2 separate regions of the Homo sapiens genome follow, and region 2 is linked to region 1. Evidence: chromatin loops called from intact Hi-C (ENCODE). Cell type or tissue: PC-9. All regions are shown on one strand. Links, peaks and the distances in the headings refer to the core of each region. The heading gives the core; the rest is flanking DNA. Region 1 overlaps SLC28A3 (solute carrier family 28 member 3). Region 2 overlaps KIF27 (kinesin family member 27).

Region 1 (12,076 bases), core at 1,649-9,648:
TTCCAAATGACTGAGACCAAAGCTGGATTTATTTCCCCGGCAGCCCAAGGCTTGGTCTGTGAATATGAACACTAGCTTGGCACCTTCAAGAGCCAATAAGCCTCCCCTTGGGAACTAGGATCCTTTTATCAGTTGGGCTAAAGGGGACTATTTCCCTTACTCAGCTAGCCCTTGCTCTAATTAATTGAGTGTAGGATATCTCTGACCCATCCCATTTTTTCATGGACAATCTTTCTAGGTACAGTTTGAGCTCTCAAATATCCATGACCCATCCTATTTCCAGGATGGCAGAGGATTTCCTACCTGTCTCCAGTCTCCAATAATGTCTCAAATAATAAGCCTGGCTCTTGTAACCAATGGTACAGAAGCTGGTGGGGGAGGAAATAGATGGAGGTGGAGCAGTTTGAGTGTGCTCTAAGAAGTATAATGTCAAATCTCAGCACTTGTCTTCTGTCATATCCAATGTGGCCTTTGATTCTCTTTAACAGAAATCATAGAAATAAATCATTAGTGTGTGTCTGAGATGAAAGAATTCTCAAAAATCCTATAATTCCACGAGGCCAAACTCCATTGTTCTTCTGATTCAGATTACCTTCATTTTCTGGGCTGGACCCTAGGAACAAGGAAGGTGTGAGGATAATTGTAAGAGAGACCAGCTGAGTCCAAGCTGCAGCTTCTGAGGAAGGGCTGGAGTTGAGTCTTATTTATTTATTTCTATCTAATTCCCAGCTTAGCCAATAGTCAATGTTTGGTAAATATTTGATTTAAATGGTCATCATTATTATTTTCTTGCAGTGAAAGTACCCCAAGTTACCTGCTATCTATGGTATATCTAACATTACTATTGTTGGCTCTTATTTTTCCATCTTTTCTCATGTTTTAAAAACAACAACTACAAATCTCCCTTGACTCCCACAATCATGGGACATCTGCACCGCTCTTTCCTTTCACAGCCAGGCCGCTGGAGAGAGTTGTGTTTACTCTTTGGAGGTCACTTCCTCACACCCTGCCCACTTCTCTACCCACTGTGATTGTGCTTCTGCTGAATGCATCCTGCCAATGTCACCCAAGGCCCATTGCTATCAAATCCAGTAGCTACTCCTCAGCCTTCATATCCTCATTTATAATTGAAAAATATCTAAATTTTTGTTTTTATGAAAAAAATATTTTAAAAATATTTTTAAAAGAGCAGTTTTAAGTTCACAGCAAAATGGAGCTGAAACTATAGAGATTTTTCATGTATTGTCTACCCACCCTCACCTTCCCCACTATCAAATGAACCCAGAGAAGTACATTTGTTACAACTGAGGAGCCTACATGGACACATCACCATCACCCAAAGTCTGCAGTGAGACTCTCTTGGTCTTGTACATTCTATGGGTTTGGACGCATGTATGATGGCATGTATCCACCATTGTAGTATCAGGCATACTAGTTTCATGGCCCTAAAAATCTTCTTATGGCCAGGCGTGGTCACTCATGCCTGTAATCCCAGCACTTTGGGAGGCCAAGGCAGGCGGATCACAAGGTCAGGAGATCAAGACCATCCTGGCCAACATGGTGAAACCCCGTCTCTACTAAAAATACAAAAAAAAAAATTAGCTGGGCACAGTGACGGGTGCCGGTAATCCCAACTACACGGGAGGCTGAGGCAGGAGAATCACCTGAACCCGGGAGGTGGAGACTGCAGTGAGCTGAGATTGTGCCACTGCACTCCAGCCTGCTGACAGAGCGAGATTCCATCTCAAAAAAACAAAAAACCCCACACTTCTTATTTGTCCCTACCACCCCCTGATGCCTTGAAAGCACTATTTACTGTCTCCATAGTTTTGCATTTTCCAGAATGTCGTATAGTTGGGATCGCACAATAGGTAGCCATTTTAGATTGGCTTCTTTTACCCAGTAATGTACATTTAAGGCTCCTTCATGTCTTTTCATGGCTTGATAGTTCATTTCTTTTTAGCGCTGAAAGACACTGCATGTCTGAATGTACCACAGTTTATTTATTCATTCACCTACTGAAGGACATTTTGGTTACTTCCAAGTGTTGGCAATTACAAATAAAGCTGCTCTAAACATCCATGTGTAGGTTTTTATGTGGACATAAGTATTGTTTTCTTTTTTGTTTGTTGAAGAATACTTAGTGAACATTTTTTACAATCAATTAAGCAAAATAGACAGTTACCAAACACTGTACTATGCATGGTATGATTCCAATACAGATGACATATGCATGTGGGTGTATGTTTGCATTAAAAAAGGCTGTGTTCCAAAATGTTAGGCACTGACTTTTTTTCTTGAATTATAAGCCTTTTTTGGTTTTCCAAATTTTGCTACAATAAGTTTTCCAAATTGTCTACTTTAAAAAAAAGTGATTCTTTTACCACGAGAAAACTCCTCACAAAATGACACACTAGTGGGCACCCCAAATTCCTTTTTTTTTTTTTTTTTTGAGAATCTCGCTCTGTCGCCCAGGCTGGAGTACAGTGGTGCCATCTCGGCTCACTGCAACCTCTACCTCCTGGGTTCAAGTGATTCTCCTGCCTCAGCCTCCAGAGTAGCTGGGATTACAGGCACACGCCACCACGCCCAGCTAATTTTTGTATTTTTAGTAGAGATGGGTTTTCACCATGTTGGCCAGGCTGGTCTTGAACTCCTGACCTCAAGTGATCCGCCCACCTCAGCCTCCCAAAGTGCTGGGATTACAGGCATAAGCCACCGTGCCCGGCCCTGAATTACCTTTTAAGGGGTGACCTACATGGGTAATTTGTTCACCTTTTTGGCAACAGGAAGCCATCTTTAAATAAACTCCTGTCCAGAATTCAACATGTAAGTGAAATTAAGCAAGAGTCCCTCGGACTGGTATAAAGCTACTAAGGAATGCGAGTGCATGATGGACCCAGATTCAGAACCATAGTAGAGGGTTCCTCTTGTTTCTGTCATTTACGTTAAAGCTCAGATGCTTTTGTCTAAGCCAATGCCTTTTTCCTTGAGATGGAGCTTGGAACTCCTAATAGTGAAGTGATGCTTCCCATCAGGGAACTCTGAGGACAGGTGGATAAAAACAAAATCTCTTTGTTTGGGCGTGTGTGTTTTCTTTACGACTATGCCCCCACACACTTTAATTACCACTTAATCTGTTCCTCTGCGTGCCAGTGGGGCGCCATGCTTTCTGTGCCCACTGTTCTCAGGTGCCTGTTGCGCAGCGGCTGCCATGGTACTAGAGTCATGCACCACAGTCTTGCTGTACCTGTTTGGTGTTTGTGTGCTCCCTGCTTTGCACAGCTCTGCTTCTTATTGAGTTGTTTCCTGATGTGTTCTCGTTCTCAAGAAAGTTTTCTTCATTCTAAGAAAAAAGTGCAGATTGAAAAAATAAAAAGTTACAGCCAAAAGACAGATGTTCTTTCATGAAAAATACCTAGAGGAATTTGGAGGATGAGACAAACAAAGATTAGGTGTTCAGATGAAGCATCCGATTCAACAAACAGCTGACAAATCCTGGGCTTGTAAAGAAACAGATGATCGGCTGGGCACAGTGGTTCGTACCTGTAATCCCAGCATGATGGGAGGCCGAAGTGGGAGGGGAGACCAGCCTGGGCAAAATCCTGTGTCTACTAAAAATATAAAAATTAGCTGGGCGTGGTGTTGTGCACCTATAATCCCAGCTACTTGGGAGGCTGAGGTAGGAGAATTGCTTGAGCCCCAGAGGCAGATCATGCCACTGCACTCCAGCCTGGGAGACACAGCAAGACTCTACCTGAAAAAAAAAAAAAAGAAAAGAAAAGAAAGTAAAGAAAAGAAACATATGACTTTTGCTTTGTTTTGTTCTGATACAAAAGTGGTCCAGGGGAAGAGAGGAATGAGGACAATTGCCCTCATCTCGGCCTGATAACTTTCCAATAGGCAGAGCTGGGACCAGGGGCAGGTTTCCACTCTCCTTTCTATCACATCACACTGATTTTCAACTTATAAAATGAACTAAAACGTGGTAAACCATAGGCTGAATAGCCTTATTCTTAGATGTTAGATTTACGAAATGTTGAAATGGGTTTTTTTTGGTTTAAAGCAATCTCTGGCAGTAATGGTCATAAGAAAAATGCCCTTTTTTGTGTGTGTGTGAGGCTGTCTTGATTTTACTTTAAGGAACTGAACGAGATTTGCTCTTATAGGGCCGTCCGGACCCCTCAGCTGCTGTTTCCAGAAGTGACAAACACTGGACCTGTCTCCTGTCTCTTTTATCTTTTTTGAGGTATCTAATATTTCTCCCATCTCATTTCAACTTGCCGTTTTCTAGAGTGAGGTAATGGATAAATGGTGTCAGGAAATGCCTTCTGTTAGCCCAACGACTATGACTGCATCTTCAAAGACCAAGTGTATGACTCTAATTTTAACTTAGATCTCTGACTGGCCCCAGGAATCCAGCAAATATTGCAATTCCAAGTTGTATTGCATTTTCTACTTACTGAAACACAAGAATGAATAAACATGAAAAAAAAGTTACAGTACAAGATTCATGCATCAAAGTATTGTGCCATACTTCCTTTTTTGTTACAGTTGCTTATATCCTACAGTTCTTTGCATATAGCAGACACTAACAATGTTTTGAATTAATGACCCACAGTAATTTTAATGTTGCATTAGCACAGCAATGTAGTACCCTTGGGTTCTTGGTATAAAAATACAGCATGGGCTGGGTGTGGTGGCTGACGCCCGTAATCCCAGCACTTTGGGAGGCCAAGGTGGGCGGATCACGAGGTCAGGAGATTGAGACCATCCTGGCTAACATGGTGAAACCCCGTCTCTACTAAAAATACAAACATTAGCTGGGCGTGGTGGCAGGTGCTTGTAATCCCAACTACTTGGGAGGCTGAGGCAGGAGAATTGCTTGAACCTGGGAGGCAGAGGTTGCAGTGAGCTGAGATCACACCACTCTGCACTCCAGCCTGGGCGACAGAGCGAGACTCAGTCTCAAAAAACAAACAAACAAACAGCATGAAAAGAAAAAATATACATAGTATGGGAAGATGACAGAATGTTGCTAATTGCTGAAGTTGGCTGACAGGTACCCGGAGAATCATTTTATTATTCTCCTACTTTGGTGGATGCTAAAATGTTCCTTAATACTAAGTTAAAAATAAAACCAAACATGAATTGGTGGAGTAACAGAACACAGGTCACTGAGGGGCTAGTCCTTAGGGTCCCTACTGAGCAGGCCACATTCTCTCAAGCCTTAACTCCCTCATTCATACAACACAGTTTGGATTTGGGGTTCTTGCGGATCCTTACGGAATCCTGACATTTTCTAATTCTATTAGGAGATTCAGCTTCTTGACGTTGATTCCTCCTGCCACCTGGTGGCAGGATCTGAAAACTACTGGTGGAACACGGGTGGATCCTACGTTTTTAAAGTTAATGAAAGTGGAAGGTGTGTGTGTTGAGGGATAGAGTGGGCACTCCTTTAAGTGGCAACAAGAGCACGTGTGGTTTTGTTCTCCACTGTGTAATAGTCTTATTTGGCCCCCAACAGAGTATACGCCTTGGCCTTTTAGTATTTTCTGGAAGAACAATATCTCCCACTTGAGGATTTCCAACAGAATTAGTGGGGTTATTGTGGATATTGACTGGTACCTGGAAAATGACCATTAAGACAACTGTCTTTCTTCTTCTTTTTAAATTAGAGTCGTGGGGCTGTGATATGGGGCCCCAGATAATGTCTTAGCTCAATGTTTCTTTCCATTTATTTAGCAACTCACATTACTAAATACCTTTGCACACTTAACGCCCTACAACCACGACTGCGTTCTCATGGTAAAATCTATCCCTCTGTTGAATGTGTAAGAAAGGTGAGGGAATTGCATTGTGAGTATGTCTAGGCCGTTTACAGCTTACACATTTAATTTCTCTAGTTAGTTTTAGTTGTTAGGTGTGCTAAAAGATGAGGGTCCTGATTGAGCCCCCTTTGAAGGGACAGCCTAGTAACCAGGAGTACATTGTGCCTGGGGTTTGTTTCCCACCATTTCTTTGATCTTGCACTTTCTATGTGGCTATTAGAGGGAGGCAGAGATGGACAGAGGCATTTTTATTTTCTTCCTTTCATTCACTTTCTAAACCATATAATAACTTCTAGAACACTGGAAATTTCTAAAATGACTCCCCTATTTGTGGTATCCCTTTTCAAAGAATGTTAGCTGACACATGGTCACCTAGGAAAAAGATTACATATCCAAGCTTCCCTTGCAACTAAGTTCTGGCAACGAAATGAAAGTAGAAAGGGTGCCCTGTTGGGGGCAGCTCGGGGAATGTTCCGCCAGGGATGGCTGGCAGGTGCACTTGTTCCTTTTTGTCATTTCCTCTGTCTTGCTGCCCAGTGTGAGGATGGTTCCAACTGGACCATGGATACAAGGCCCACATCCTTGTGATGTCAGGGTGCTGAGTTGGGAGGAACTTGGGTCCCTGGAAGCCTTGAGCAGGAGGCTCACCCCGGCTCTGTACCATCCACCTCAACTTTATTGGGATGAAACTAACTTTTCTCTTGTTACTTTTGGTTTTTGCTTTTATTTTGCACCAAATGATACAGTATTTAGTAGGCAGGAGACACTGTGTAAAACTCTTGTCTGGGCGTGGTGGCTTATGCCTGTAATCCCAGCACATTGGGAGGCCAAGGCGGGCGGATGATGAGGTCAGGTGTTCGAGACCAGCCTGGCCAATATGGTAACACCTCGTCTCTACTAAAAATACAAAAGTTAGCTGGGCGTGGTGGCGGGCACCTGTAGTCCCAGCTACTTGGGAGGCTGAGGCAGAAGAATCGCTTGAACCAGGGAAGTGGAGGTTGCAATGAGCCAAGATCGTACCAGTGCACTCCAGCCCGGGCGACAGAGCAAGACTCCGTCTCAAAACAACAACAACAACAACAACAACAACAACTCCAAGAGGCCTATGAGGTGGGTACCATGATCCACATTTTCACAGATGAGGAAACTGAGGCAAAGATAAGTAAATCACTTGACTTGGGTTGTGTAGCCAGAAATGGCTGGGGTAGAATCTCAGCCCAGACTGTCCCTCCCCAGACCATCTTGTGCCTATAGAGGAGTGATTCTTTGGGCCTGGTGAAGATCAAAAGACACAGTAGTGTGCCTAGGAATTAAATTCCGTTTGGAAATTAGAACTTAGAAAGCCTGATTTGAACTCCAGATATTAAAAGACAAAGGTATAAATTATAGAAGTGTTGAAAGTTCCAGAGAAGCTTGTGGCCACTTTTAGCTACACCTAGGCTCTGTGGTCATTTCTCAAGCCACAATAGTGGTCTTCCTGCCCTGTACGCTGGTTTTAAGTGGAATATATCCTTTGAGTAACATGGGTGGGGACTCCTGCCTCTGTGGACATGTCTTGTCATCATGGCTGGTTTGACATTCTTCAGCCTCTCCCTGGCACTGTGCTGTAATCACACAGCCTGGCTTCCATTTCTCAGTTCTTGTGGTGGGGGTTTTTCTGCTGCAGAGGTACCACCACTGTGCTAGGAGAGCCTTTCTTCACTATAGAATTTGCTCTGGCCTGGTTGCCAGAGCAAATTGCATGAGTGGTCTTGCACTCATTCAGTGGTCTTGCTTCTTGTGGGAATGGAGGCAGTACCTACCTAACAAAGTTGGGTGGCTCCATCCAGTGGCACACATAGTAAGTGCTCATTGACTATTAAGTTAATTTCATGGTTTAGTTTGCTTCTCGCTTGTTCTGGGGCATTTACAGTCGTGTTGTCCTCTGTATTTGAAATTAGACTTATCAAAATCAACATCTGTTTGGTGAATCTGATCTCTCAAAATTGTTTGGGATCATACCCCACTTCAACTCTTTTTTTACTCTTACCATCTACCAATGTCAAATGTTTTAAGGCCCTTTCTCTAAATGTTATTCTTCGACTGCATGGATTTTGCCTAGGAATGATTGCATTTTCAAAGACTGTATTTTAGAAGTCCTTGATCGTTATCTATTGGTCTTGACTCACTTGGTTCATGTAACTTTCTGGCTCAAGTCTCGGGTGTGCATAATCCTTAGTGTGAGTTAATGGGCACTAGCTAGACCATTCCCCAGAGATGTTCTTGTTTTACCTGCCTGCCTGTGTGGGTTTAGAGGCCAGGTAAGGAGCAGCAGTACCTGTGGCAAGAGACCCAGTGGGCAGCCTGGGGCTCACTGTTACCTTTCAATGCTGAGGGATCTTTGGATTGGGTGCAAGAAGTCAAGTCTCTGTATGCTGCTGTGAGTGGCTGTAACACTAGCAATGTCTATGGCTTCAGAACACTGTTAACATTCTTCCCTTGGGAACTTTGTGAGCCAGGAGGCAGAGGAAACCCATATGTATGGGAATGTCAGGGAAAGGGGAAAGAGAGGGAGTGCTGTACCCGAAGGAGAAAACTTAAAGGAAGGTTTATAATAAGAGTTTTAAGAAAGTTTAAACATGTGAGTCCTCATAGAATATGGTTTCCAGGCCGGGCGTGGTGACTCACCCCTGTAATCCCAGCACTTTGGAAGGCTGAGGAGGTTGGATCGCCTGAGGTCAGGAGTTTGAGATCAGCCTGACCAATATGATGAAACCCCATCTCTACTAAAAATACAAAAATTAGCCGGGCGTGGTGGCCTGTGCCTGTAATCCCAGCTACTCGGGAGGGTGAGACAGGAGAATCTCTTGAATCTGGGAGGCGGAGGTTGCAGTGAGCTGAGATTGTGCCATTGCACTCCAGCCTGGGCAACAAAAGTGAAACCCTGTCTCAGAAAAAAAAAAAAGAAAAAGGAATATGGTTTCCATGAGCTTTCTTGAAGAAACTGCTAGAGGAAGAAGCCATACAAATGATAAACGGAGAAATTATGAAAAAAAGAGAGTTAGTACATTTTGAATCTATTTGATAATAAAATCTAAGATGATTCCAGGGATTATGATTCTAGAACAAATTATAAACATTATGTCCTCTGCCAAAGTAGAAAAAATCATTAGAAGGCTACTTGAAGGGGAAGGAAAAGAAAACGTAGGAGGTAGGATAAGTAGGCCAATTTCCTACTTCAGGTCACGCTGGGCCCTCTTCCCTACTGCAATAGTTTATTACTCACTGAAATCCATCTTCATCACTTTAATGAGTGTTCAGCTTTATTTATCTATGACATTAACCATATCAAGAATAAGACCAAAAGGCCTGAGTTAAATTGTTCCAAATGCATTGATGTATATTTTTATTTCTTCCTTAAATACAGGGTTTCCAGAGCTGGGGGCTAGTTAAAAGTCATCATGGACTGGGTGCAGTGGCTCACACCTGTAATCCCAGCACTTTGGGGGGCTGAGGCAGACGGGTCACTTGGACTCAGGAGTTTGAGACCAGGTTGAGCAACATGGTGAACCCTTGTCTCTCTATTTTTTTAAATAAAAACATAAAAATTATTTTGTAAAAAGTCACAAATGCAGAATTGTCCACTCCAAGATACCATTACCCTTGCGGCTGTTGGGTTATCTTTCACTCTTATTGTTGCTTTTGATACTTGTGTTGATCATTTGTGTTTATTAATGTGTGACTATTTCAAACTGGCTCTAGTTTCCCGTTACTGTTCCTTGCCTTTTTCTGACTTAGGCTGATTTGTTTGAGTAGAGAAAGACACTGCCATAAGAACTTCCTATGCATTTGGGAAGGAGACCAGAGAAGTCTAAAGTCACTCACAGAGAAGCTGTTCTGAGAGCAATGTGACCACGCCTTCACTCATGACTCTGCCAGCCATGGTGCTGTGCTTTCCCATACACGATATTACTTAACCCCTGACCCCCTTGAACGCTAATATTTGCACCTTTATTAATTTTTTATTGCCCTGCAGCCAAAAATTCATAGATAAGTATCCTTTGTCCATCTTCTAGCTGTACTTTTTACTTATGTTTACTCATTCCAGCCTGGCTTGCACTGTTTTTTTTTTTTTTTTTTTTTTTTTTTGAGACAGATTCTCGCTCTGATGCCTAGGCTGGAGTGCAGTGGCATGATCTTGACTCACTGCAACCTCAACCTCCCGGGTTCAAGTGATTCTCATACCTCAGTCTCCTGAGTAGCTGGGACTACAGGCACACGCCACCACACCCTGCTCATTTTTTTTTTGTATTTTTAGTAGAGACAGGATTTTGCCATGATGGCCAGGCTGGTCTTGAACCCCTGGCCTCAAATAATCCACCTGCCTTGGCCTCCCAAAGTGCTGGGATTACAAGCGTGAGCCACTGTGCCTGGCCTGGCCTGCACATTTACTACTCCATGGAAATCACCCTTGCCAAAGACAATGATTTCCATGTCCCTAAATTCAGTTTTCATCATGCACCATAGACTACTTCCTCTTCAAAATGATCTGTCCCTGACTTTTGTGATATCACACTTTATTATTTTCCTCCTTCTACTTAAACTGTTCCTCCTTCCTTTCCTGTGCTGTATCAGCCTTTTATGCTTAACTCTGAATGTTATATGTGCTTCCCTGGGGCTCTGTCCAACAAATATTTATTGCACACCTACTATGGGACGGACACTGCTTTGGGTGTGGGGGATTGCATATGTGGTCCCTATTCTCAGGGAGTTTCGAAGAAAAGTTGTCGGCTGGGCGCAGTGGCTCACACCTGTAATCCTAGCACTTTCGGAGGCCGAGGAGGGTGGAACACTTGAGGTCAGGAGTCTGAGACCAGCCTGGCCAACATGGCGAAACCCTGTCTCTACTTGAAATACAAAAATTAGCCGAGGGTGGTGGTGGGAGGCTGAGGCAGGAGAATTGCTTGAACCGGGGAGGCAGAGGTTGCAGTGAGCTGAGATCGTGCCACTGAACTCCAGCCTGGGCGACAAGAACAAGACTCCATCTCAAAAGAAAAAAAAAAAAAAGAAAGAAAAGCTTTCAACCATGAATTATACAATTGATTACTTAATTATAGTTGTGCTAAAGACTACTAAAAAGTTCAAGGTGCTACTTCTAGGAGTTAATTGGAACAAAGTCCACTGTGTTTGAAGTTCTAAAGATGTGACCTGTTTAGCCACGGTGAACTGGAAATCCTCTCACCAGCACAACACCTTCCAGTAGATGAGAAAGAAGATAAACAAGGATATAATCTCATTGAATCTATCAGTGGAAACCAAGATTATTCTTACTCTCATTTGCTTCTTTGATTTGTTTTTAATAGGCAAACTCCTAGTCTGTCTGAAGGCAGCAACTTTCAGACTGCAAGGTGATTATAGATTGTTTTTTGTTTATAAAAATGCTTTCACAATGGGCACACTAGACCAACAGTGGGAAGTCTTTTTCCTTTAGGGTTCCTGATCCTCAAAATTTGTGAGATTAAGAAACATTATAGGCGGGGCGCAGTGGCTCACGCCTGTAATCCCAGCACTTTGGGAGGCCGAGGAGGGCGGATCACGAGGTCAGGAGATCGAGACCATCCTGGCTAACATGGTGAAACCCCGTCTCTACTAAAAATACAAAAAAATTAGCCAGGCGTGGTGGCAGGCGCCTGTAGTCCCAGCTACTCAGGAGGCTGAGGCAGGAGAATCACTTGGACTCGGGAGGCAGAGCTTGCAGTGAGCTGAGATTGCGCCACTGCACTCTAGCCTGGGCAATAGAGTGAGACTCCGTCTCAAAAAAAAAAAAAAAAAAAAAAGAAACATTATACACTGCTGGGCGTGGTGGCTCATGCCTATAATCCCAGCACTTTGGGAGGCTGAGGTGGGTGGATCATGAAGTCAGGAGTTTGAGACCAGCCTGGCCAACATGGTGAAACCCGGTCTCTACTAAAAACACAAAAATTAATCAGGTGTGGTGGTGAGCGCCTGTAATCACAGCTACTCAGGAGGCTGAGGCAGGAGAACTGCTTGAACTCAGGGGGCAGAGGTTGCAGTGACTTGAGATCATGCCATTGCACTCCAGCCTGGAAGACAGAGCGAGACTCCGTCTCAACAACAACAACAAGAAGAAACATTATATACTACATATTATTTACAGCACAGTAAAAGATATTAAGAGGCTAACAACACCTGTCTGTGAAGCAATTTGGTCAGAGTGGTCATGAAATGATTGACTTCTAAATTCA
Region 2 (11,598 bases), core at 3,599-11,598, 480 kb before region 1:
ATGTGATTTCCGTGTTCAGATACAATTTATGATACTTGCTTCTTTTGAGCATGCATACATTAGAAGAGCATTTTTTGATCAGTATGTTTACATGTAGTTCTTACAGCTTTATATATATGTGAGCTCAGAAACATATTTCCATCTGAAAAAGCACCCCTAATTTTCTGTCTCCTTACCCTGCTTTACTCTCTCCATAAGTAATGTCACTGGACTGTAAGTTCCTTGAGGGATAGGGCTTTTAGTTTTCAACTCTATCAGCAAAAATATAAAGGTTGATAGAAAATATAAAGCAGGAAAATGCCTATAAATTAAAAGCCTGTAGAAATTTCCATCTTTACATTTTAGCATTTACATATAGATGCCATTTTTTTATATTTTCAGGAAATAAATAACTTTAGCTACCAGCCCACCCTTTGGAAGAGGTACAGATTATTTCCCATATAAGAACTAAACCCCACGGTACTGGCCCATGTCTTGAAGGGTGAAGGGCCAACTAAACTCACATAATCAAATGCTTAAACCTAGCTTCCTTTCTCATGGGAGATACTGAATTTTGTAATAAACCTTACTAAGAATACCTCATACCACTTAAGGTAACTCAGGAAAACTGTATGTTAGTATTCTTCTTTTCTGATTTATTTGTTCACAATCCACTAGAATACTTATGATTGTAGGTTCCATTACCCTTAAAGTCTTGACCTTCTCTTTCCTTGGCTGCTCAGGTCATAGGTGCTGTGATCTAGAGACAAAATGTTCCTTACACTGGCAGATACTTGCAAACTAAGGGGAATGAGCTTCCTTCTGAATGTTTATGAAGGAGAGGCCACTGTGGTAATGTTAAAATTAATACACTTGTTGTATTTAGGAGCTAAAAGTCTCAGATGCTAAATGAGGACTGATTTGCTTTTTATTTGATCATATACCTATACATGTGCAAAAAAAATTAACTACTTGTTTTATAGTTTCTTTGGGGAAAAATAGTTTAAAATTCTTATCAGTTTTAAGAAAAGTTATTTTCCAGCCATAGTTCAATAGCTCACAAATGTAACTGTTACTAAAAAAATAAGTAATAAATAGCCAAAAACTGGTGGCCAAAGATCCAGTAAAAAACATCCTCTTTCACTCATAAATCAACGAAATAGTCATGAAGCACTTCTATGCCTATAAAAATAGATTCAGCAAGTCTTTAAAATATTTTTGCTAGAATTCACATTAATCTTCCCAGAGAATACTCTTATTTATACTGTTGAAACATACATAACTAAAATTGGGAATTTGTTTAGAAGATATATATAACTAAAACTGAGAATTTGTTTAGAAGATGTCTTATGATTTGCATATATGTAAAATAAACAACCATGTGTTCCAAACAGTTATCCCATTTTGACATCCAACTGTATGGAAAACTTACTTATAATTTAATCTTAAACATATATGATGCTTCAATTTTCAAAGTGCTTTCATTTGATAAAGCATTTATTTGATAAAGCAAGGGTATGTAACAAAAATATTCACTATGTAACAAAAATAGTAATTTCCCTAATTTGTGTTTCATTTGAAAAATATGATTTTGATATTAAATGCAGGGTAGTGATTCATAAATAGTTTTTTAAAGGCTGTTTGGTTTAGAAAATGTCATTTAATGTACTCTATTAATAAAATTACAGGCTGTGTCATTCTAGTCATGTCTAACAGCTGGTGACACCTGGAGCTAGCCAGGAAAATGTCTAGTGAAACAGATGGGCTTAGCCCCAGGCCTTGAATGGAACAATTCAGATGCTGTCCAACCCTCCCAGGTGATGGGAATTTCAAAAGGAGATTAACTCCTCAGTATTAAAATACCTTGCCCTGTTCCCATTATTCCCATCTAGAAAAAGCATGCTAGAAAGTAACAACAAAACTTTGACTTTAATAGTTATAAATTATTATGAAAATTATCAGTTAGTTGAACTCGGATAACTCCTCACTCCTTTTCATTCCTAGAGGATAGACAGTGAAGTGCAACTACAGCCCGCAAATGAAAATGAATAATATTAATCCAGCCCCTCAAGGCAGGCGAGTAGCTGCTGGTTTGTAATCTTGAATTAAAGTTTTTTTATACACAGGTTTTTCGGTAGACAAATTCAGGGACATTTTAGCAGAGGAAAAAAAATAAGCAAAATAGTCGAGATATCATTGTTTTACAAAAATAAATCCCATTTTGCCTACAGCAATTTTTTTGTTTGTTTTGGTATATCATTCATGGTTCTTCAAAGGTAAAATCACTTAAGTCCTAACTGCTTTCCTTCAGTGTATGTTGTTAGGCCATTGGAATTTACCACAAACTGCTATTTCTTGTAATTCTCTATCGAATGGCTCCACAATTTCTATTCAAATTCGATCTAGGATGGCTTCTTTTCATAATATCCTGAGTGAATAGTAAACATAGGAAAAGGAACCAGTATAAAAATATACCAGTATGAAAAATAAAAACCAGTATAAAAAAGTTATTTTTTAATGGCAAAGTCAGTACTAACCAAGAGTATTCTTTAGTGTTTAGAGATAGCCAAAGGTTGAATTTAAGTTTCAGTCCTTATGCCAGAGAAATATATTCTCTCAAAATATTTTTTGAAAATCCTCTGCTTGTCTATGGAATGCTTTCAAATAAACCTCTTTCCCCCGTCTCCCTCCCACTCCAGTCATCTGTCTTAGAGCTATTGGAATCCTGGATCATTGTGGGAAATGAAAGGTAAGTAAGTACATGCCTATGATTTGTTGTTGGTAAGTGTGGCGTGGGGTCCAAGGAATGGTTCGTTTAAAAATAAGGCAGACCACGTAACTTTTTTTTTTTTGAGACGGAGTCTCCCTCTGTTGCCCAGGCTGGAGTGCAATGGCGCGATCTCGGCTCACTGCAACCTCTGCCTCACGAGTACAAGCAATTCTCCTGCCTCAGCCTTCCGAGTAGCTGGAACTATAGGTGTGCCACCACACTCGGTTAATTTTGTATTTTTAGTAGAGATGGGGTTTCATCATGGCCAGGCTGGTCTTGAACTCCTGACCTCGTGATCCACCTGCCTCAGCCTCCCAAAGTGCTGGGATTACAGGCATGAGCCACCGTGCCTGGCCGATCACATAACTTCTTTTTTTTTAATTTAATTTTATTTTATTATTATTATACTTTAAGTTTTAGGGTACATGTGCACAATGTGCAGGTTAGTTACATATGTATACATGTGCCATGCTGGTGTGCTGCACCCATTAACTCGTCATTTAGCATTAGGTGTATCTCCTAATGCTATCCCTCCCCCCTCCCCCCACCCCACAACAGTCCCGAGTGTGATGTTCCCCTTCCTGTGTCCATGTGTTCTCATTGTTCAATTCCCACCTATGAGTGAGAACATGCAGTGTTTGGTTTTTGTCCTTGTGATAGTTTACTGAGAATGATGATTTCCAGCTTCATCCATGTCCCTACAAAGGACATGAACTCATCATTTTTTATGGCTGCATAGTATTCCATGGTGTATATGTGCCACATTTTCTTAATCCAGTCTATCATTGTTGGACATTTGGGTTGGTTCCAAGTCTTTGCTATTGTGAATAGTGCCGCAATAAACATACGTGTGCATGCGCTCACATAACTTCTAACAATATTTACCACATTGGACTTGAAAAATTATACCTTGCTTTATATAAGTACTGTAGTAAGCTTGAAAACACAATAATACAGTATACAAATAAGGTTTTAAAATAATTCCTTTTCTACTTTAGTTATATAATTATTAATAGATAGTTTTAAATTTCCAAGAATCATTAAGTATACATTTTTAAAAAATATTTAATTTTCTATTCTTTTCTGTTGTGAATGGTTTTGTTCCTTGGGCATATAGGGATCTTGCTCATTATAACAGACTATGAGATTGTTGTATTTTTCTCTTAAAGTACTGTAGATAACTCAATAGAGCTGTGTGTTACAATTAACCAGTAGAACATAATATCTAAGTCTTATTCAATATATTTGGGTTCAAATTACACTGTTAGCATTTCAAATAGTGCCAATTCTGTTGACTCACTGCAGAAATTCCTAGAAGGAAATATAAAAACAGACAAATGAGAACTATGCAAAATATCAAAAGCCATCATTATAATATCAACTTTTTCTGGGATTTCTTTTCATAATTTCCTTTGTTCTAATTACCTCCATGTTGGAGTCATGTTGGGGTCAACATGAAAGCCATTATAAAAATCAAACACTATTCCAGTGTTTGATGCTTTCTTTGTATGCAGTACATTCCAAGGAATGGAAGGAATCACAGCAGTCAACCTTGGTGTAGGCAATAAGGGGTGCATTGTTTACAGATAATTTAAAAACAACAAAACCTATGAAAACTCAGCCTGCTTTTATCAGCAGCAATGACAGTGATAAAATACTTCTCCTTATCGGGCAGAGGCTCCCCAGTACCCTACCCTTGGTGTACTTCTGCCAACATAAGCTCAAAAGTACTACATGCCCAATGCTTTTGAGATGCTTATTGCAAATGGATCTCATTCTCACCTTTATATTTTCAATTTCTGAAAATATAAATGTAGAAGAATATATTACCAGTGTTAATCAAGGCAGCCTATAATCTGTTACAACTTTAAATGTTTAAAATATACATAATGAATTTTTTTAAAAAGTCCAGTGAAGTTGAGAGAGGAATTGTGGACATAAGTAACTTTCTACCTGAACTTTCAAATACTGATACCCCAGTGCTTTAAAGTCACGAGTAGGTGCCTAAGGAAATAAGTGAAAGATCAAAATATGTCATACTTGCATTTAATGTATGAGAATTTGTTTTGACCACAGAACCGAACTCCCACTAAGGATTTCACTCCCTGATAGTCATTCCAAAACTTAGTATAAGACTTTTATTTTTTTCTATATAAGGAATTTAGTCTCAAATAAGCATTCCTCACTTTACTGGCCTAGACTGAACAAGGCAATGGCTAGTGGCAATCTAGTCCACAATTAATGAAGATCATATTTTTGCTGACTCCTTGGACCCTGGGTTCATGAAGATATGAAGAATTGAGGCAACGACAAAAAAATACATTAACAAAAAGAAAGCAAACATTAAAGCACAAAAGCACCTTCATCAATGTTCTCACCACCTGTGGTTCCCAACATAAAGAATTTTCCATTTCTGTTAGCTATAACACTCTAGAGTTAGGAAAGTAACTAGTACTTTACAAATATTTTTCCTTTCAAATGCTTTATTACAGTTAAGAGGAAAAAAGAACATAATGAACGAAAAAAAGAAAACCACAAACATTTTATATACATGCAAAAAGGCAATAAAGTGACAAAATGTTTAGAAAAAGCATGTGAAAAAGTAAAATCATTATTAGTATATGTAAAAAAATAATTTTACTTGCCTTGGGTAGGTGTCTAATTTTTTTCTTTCCTTTGTGAGAACACCGACTAAACTAGAATGACCAGAGGTTCATTTCCAGAATATATTATTCACGACGTTATTTATATGTGTGTTTGCATATGTGGCATGAAATGTCATATATATAAAGGATATATGTTTAACCAAAAGGAAGAAAAACACCATACCTTTGTTATTTAGAAATCAACTCACAATTGCATAGTCAAACCTAATCATTGTTGTTTTGATATAAATTTTCTTGCTTTATTAGTGAGTTGGCTTTGAGGAAATGTGTATTTCCACAGGTAAAACAAGTATGTGTTAATTTCTTGAGCAAGTAGGATTCCAGTATCAGAATACATTCTTAAATGAATTATTCCTAAATAACGCATAGCACATTACTTAATCTTATAAGGAACTTATTATTAGGATCTTCATTAATAAATATTTATTTATAAATATTGCTGTGCTTGCTAAGGGCACTGACCTTTGGCCATTATATATATCTATATCTATGTATATATACAAGTGTATCTATATATACATTATAGCTATATAATGATATATCATGATATAAAATATGATATGAAATAATATAAAGTGAAATAATGTAAAATGTATAACCTATATCTATATACAAGTATATATATAATACTATATATATACAAGTGTTTATATACAAGTATATATAATGGTAAAAGGTCAGTGCCTTCAACAAAGCACAGCAATAATATATTTAAATAAATATGTATTTATTAACAAAGATCCTAATTATAAGTTCCTTGTAAGATTATGTGCTATGCCTTAGTTAGAAATAATTAATTTACACATACTTGTTTTACTTATGGAAATACAAACACATTTCCTTATATACTTGTATATGTACAAGTGTATATACATATATATATATGAAATATATATAATAATGGCAAAAGGTCAGTGCATTTATACATATTTATAATGTGTATGTTTTACCTTTGGTTTGTATGATTTATATTTATATATAAATGTACATAAATTTATAAAAATGGAAGACTAGCTGGAAACCAGAATCTGACTTCAAACAGTTCCTGGTAAAAATAAAATTTCCCAGTTAAGTTTGTAAATTAGTTTTTTGAAATTTAGAAAATAGTATCTCATTGGACCAATATTTATAAATTGTTTCATTCCCAGGTAAGTCCACAGAAATCTATTTAATTTAAATAAATTTTAGTACCATGCTTAAGAGATATTTTCCTTTTTATAAGTTTGTTTTGTTTTGGTTTGTTTCCTAAAGGAACTGGTTTTTAGCAAGGAGACCAAGAAACTCTACTCCCTAGGGGCTAGCAATGAGAGAAAGGAAGCCTTAAGTCTTTGAGCACAGGGTGACAGTTTGGGTCCTATGTGAGATGATCAAATCCACAGCAACAGAGGAAAGGACAAAAGGAAAAGGTCTGTAGCAGCACTACATCAGAAAAAAATGGATTCAGCAAGGAAGTGGGTGACTCTGAGTAAGCATCCATGTCAGGATGGTTTTGCTACAGCCCCCAACAAAACATTAATTAGTTTAAGAAACTCAACTTCGGTTTACAAGTGTTTTGGAAAAGTAACAAAGAACAACATAAGTAACAAAATAATTCCTCAGGTCATTACAATGGATGTTTCCTATAACTGAAAAATATGGTTAAAAAGTACAAACTACATTTGGTGTGCAAACTGTTTAGTTCTTAATTCCAAACTAAATTGTACATTATATAGTAAAATTTTGACCAGAAAAACTTGGAGATTTTAGTAAAAATTTCATTGACATATTTACAGCCCCAGTGTAGTTTGGCCGGTGTGCAAAGCCTGACTAAGGAGGTTATAGAAAAAAATATCAGACTTAAGCCCATCAAATCATTAAAGATGCTTTGGCAAGACTTCAAGCTTTACAGACATACTCCATGTGACCAGAGATGTCATAACCAGTGTTCTTTCTCTTGAAATGTTAGAATGCTTTAGTTTTATTCTATAATTTCCGTGTTCCATGGAACAGCATTCATTTCTCCCAGTTTTAGTAACATAATGAGAGATATATTGAGTGTATAGAGCAGGAAAGACATGAAAACTTATATTGCATAATATTAGCAAACATAAAAGATAGCATTATAAATTTTTAAAAATCCAAAAAAATTCCAGAAACAGAACAGTGAGCATGTTTAAAAAGTCAGGACTGACCGTTTCTGTGAGTTCTGAGGACTGTAAATGAGCCTCAATCCATAAAGCTGAGAGGTTGTCTTAGCCCACATATGCAGCAGGTGACTCCCTCTGACAAAAGCAAGATTTAGCTGGATCTTTTAAAAAAAAAATATACTTGTATTTGAGAATAACAATAATATAGTTATATTGTAACATACTTTTATGATGTACATTTATATTATATAATAATACATACTTGATAGATATTTTAGTCTATTACTAGTTTTAATCTTCAAATATGCCTGGAAAAACATTTAAGCGTATTTATAAATATTTAAATGTTATCAAGTATTGGAAAACATGTTTGATTACTATGGGAATATAAACTAAAACTCCCCAAATATATATAGAAGATGTACACATCTATAGCATATAAAAGAATTAGGGATTCCTTCCTCCCCTTCTTCCTTTATTCTGAGGAAAGAGGTAGTGAACTTGAGCTTTAGTTTTTAACAGGTTAGAAAAAGGAATCTTTTTACATATCTACTAAAAGTTCTATTATTCAATGTCTAAGTTTTTAAGTCCCTTGGTTTCCTAGATACTTCGATGGAATCAGCAGCCATTGATCCAATGCCAACTCCAAGACTGGAACGTCGCAATGATAGTTCCAAGGCGGAAATTTGACGTAATTCTTTTCGACACAGTTTTACAGGTGTGACACCATGAAGTCGTCCCACATTTCCCACAACCTGAATTTGGGATGACAGTCGACTGTGAGATTTTGTAAACTGATTATCATCTGTTTCTGTTTTATTCTCATTACCTAACATATGCCCACTGGGGGGTGCTAAAGAACTATGAATTGGAGGTAATTCTGGGATATCTTCCCAGAGCTTTTGAGGATTTGGCTGTGTTCTTAAGCTGCTTGCTGAACTGTCCATTTCTCTTTCTCTTCCACTTAATTTCATACTTTCAGGTCTGGATGCCCATTTTAATTCTTCTGAAAGCATGCCTCCTCCTTCTGGCTTCAGGACTCCATCTCCAGCCTCTTGATCTAAAAATAATCCCCAAACCAAAAAATTAGATACTATTTCCTCAAAATTAGGTATTTTAATCAAAACATCTTAACATAAATACATTATTATCACCCAATATGCATAATGTTTTTCAACTTTTTTGTTAAATGACTTATTTTAGATGAACAGATGTGTGAATATGAATATTTTTATTTCACTTACAGGCATCTTGCATGTGAATAACTCACAACTTTAATTCATGGAACAAATTGAGAAATAGTCTTTTGGGGGTTTGGTACTCCCTGGAAACATAAGAGTGCTTTGGGCACCTCTGGTGCCTTTCCATGCCTGCCTTCTCTGCTGTTCTTGCTACTAGTGAATTCTAAATCATGGCCAAGTGATGCCAGCACTGGATAATATTGGCTCTGCCCCATATCTCGAGGGAAAACTCTAGGACTTGGCATTATATGTGTGGGAATCTGGCCTTGGTTGGCACTCCCAGCATGATAGCGGGGTTCTCCTGTCTGAATGTACTCTGGGGTGTGCGCCACAATTTCTGTCATCGAAATGGAGATGAGAGAATATGCCCTTGGTGGGGACACCCCACTGGAATTAGAGTGAAGAGATCAAAGCTAGAGGTTCTTAAATCAAAGAATATCTAATAGCAAAGACAAAAACTTGCTTAAGGGAAATGCATACAAGTACTAGACCTAATATGATGAAAAATGCCAACTTCAATATATTGATGCATGCTTAGTACACTTTCAGTCCTGCAAAGACAAAGTTTTTTGTTGTTTTTTTTTTGAGACGGAGTCTCGCTCTGTCGCCCAGGTTGGAGTGCAGTGGCGTGATCTCGGCTCACTGCAAGCTCCGCTTCCTGGGTTCACGCCATTCTCCTGCCTCAGCCTCCCTAGTAGCTGGGACTACAGGCACCCGCCACCACGCCCGGCGAATTTTTTGTATTTTTAGTAGAGATGGGGTTTCACCGTGTTAGCCAGGATGGTCTCGATCTCCTGACCTCAGGTGATCCGCCTGCCTTGGCCTCCCAAAGTGCTGGGATTACAGGCATGAGCCACCGCACCTGGCCCAGTCCTGCCAAGACAAAGTTTTAAAACACAGGTTGCACATTGGCAGCTCTCAAGCCAAATCTGGCCCATAGACATGTTTTGCTTGGCCTATAATGTTAGTAATACTTGACCCAAGATTTAAAATTTGAAAAGTTTCATATAAAAATATAGATTTACAGCTTTTCTAGAAAAACTATAAGAGTTAACAGTTTCTGAATTGCAATAGCAGCTGGAACACCGTTGCCACTGACCATTTAGATGACTGCTGCAGTCCCCACTGCTCACTCTGGTTCAGGTAGGCATTCTAGTTTGTAACCCCTGGTTTAAAACATAACTGACTCTCTAGTTTTTAAAAATCTCTCAAAATCAAATAACCTGAACTAGCAAATGATCTAGATCCTCGTACATGGAACTCATACTAAGTTGACCACAGACAGTGGCTCCCAAACTCTGCAGTACATCAGAGTCACTGGGAAGCTTTAAAAAATCCTGCTCCCTAGCTGGGTGCGGTGGTTTATGCCTGTAGCCCCAGCTACTTGAGAGGCTGAGGTGGGAGGATTGCTCAAGCACAGGAGTTTGAGGCTACAGTGAGCCATGAATGTACCACTACCGGTAGCTCCAGCCTGGGCAACACAGCAAGACCCCAACTCTAAAAAAAAAATCCTGCTCCCCAGGTGACAGTATCTGGGGGAAGGAGTAAGGCATCTTATTTTCAAAAGATCTTAAGGAAAGAGTCTCATTGTTGAGGCTCACTCCAAAGCCCACTTGGATTCTTCACAAGAAAGTTTCCCTCTTCCAGAATTTTATAATTGAGGGAACCGACTAGGGAAAGATTAATTTGCCCAAGGTCAAACAACTAGTAAAAGAAGTAAGGATTCCAACCCAGATCTTTTGACTCTATTATCCTTACATATAGTTTTATAGTGATTTAAATTGATACAAGGATAGGTTTAAATACAAGTAGAGAGAATGTAGGTTCATATAAAACTGATTTTATCCTCATGTTAGAAAACATATACACTGTAACAGAGGGAGGACCATCAAGTGACCAAGATATTTTAGTCAAAAGATGAATTTTTCTGCAATTTGAAAATGCCAAAAATATTCAAAGAAAATATAATTCTTGTAGGCAGTCTTCTATCAAAACCCACTGAACCACCGGGCACGGTGGCTCACGCCTGTAATTCCAGCACTTTGGGAGGCCAAGGCTGGTGGATCACCTGAGGTCAGGAGTTTGAGACCAGCCTGGCCGACATGGTCTCTACTAAAAATACAAAAAATTAGCCGGGCCTGATGGTGGCGCCTGTAATCCCAGCTACTGAGTAGGCTGAGGTAGGAGAATCGTTTGAACCTGGGAGGTGGAGGCTGCAGTGAGCTGAGATAGCACCACTGCACTCCAGCCTGGGTAACAAGAGTGAAACTCCATTCAAAAACAAAAAACAAACAAACAGAAAAAACACTGCAGCAAATACCAAGATAGTTATTAACTAGGATACTGATTATTAAGCATGTAAAACATTTTATGAAACTCAGAGTTTGATATAAATTGCTATATTTTATAATTCAAACAAACCTTGTTTCATGTCATTATATTAGAGTAGCATTATGAGACAGGATATAGTGTAAACTATATCCCCAATATAATTGCAACTGTATATTTTAAAGCATGGGCAAAATATGAAAAGAATTATGCTCAAATGTGGGTAGGATTATAACTGATTTGTTTTCTTCATTTTCAGATTTTTCTATAATGACTATACATTATTTTTATAGCCAAAAATAGAAGCATTTTAAATGTTTCTAGGTAGAATAGCAAATTAGCTGAAATAGTATCTCCAACGTTATTATCAAGACTAGACTCCTTGGGTAAACTGGTCAGAACAGTGTTGTTCTCATTTTACACCTCTCCAAGATTAACTATGTTTTAGATTTGTCTGTTTGTTTGGTTAAAGAGCAGGATGAAGATCC

Evidence for each region. Peaks named below come from ENCODE experiments on the same cell type or tissue, not always from the same donor. Only the 100,000 strongest peaks of a DNase experiment are listed, where the experiment ranks them.
Region 2: a loop joins it to region 1, with 12 times the contacts of the local background. A loop is called at or near these places in 8 of 110 quality-filtered maps.

Annotation. Positions count from the first base shown.
Region 1 is chr9:84,310,109-84,322,184 of GRCh38, forward strand. It overlaps SLC28A3 (solute carrier family 28 member 3), which reads right to left. Exons shown (of 18, transcript NM_001199633.2): 2 at 3,251-3,346. Among named protein-coding and RNA genes, the nearest start is that of SLC28A3, 25 kb to the right of the region's middle. In PC-9, for the core only: CTCF peaks have their summits at 5,353 (motif pointing left) and 5,556; no DNase peak of the experiment used is centred there.
Region 2 is chr9:83,828,885-83,840,482 of GRCh38, forward strand. It overlaps KIF27 (kinesin family member 27), which reads right to left. Exons shown (of 18, transcript NM_017576.4): 18 at 5,215-8,601. The coding sequence ends at 8,117. It overlaps LOC101927552 (a long non-coding RNA gene), which reads left to right. Exons shown (of 6, transcript XR_001746793.2): 3 at 1,984-2,069; 4 at 2,679-2,728; 5 at 6,667-6,821; 6 at 8,146-8,699. Among named protein-coding and RNA genes, the nearest start is that of GKAP1, 17 kb to the left of the region's middle. In PC-9, for the core only: CTCF peaks have their summits at 8,341 (motif pointing right) and 8,550 (motif pointing left); no DNase peak of the experiment used is centred there.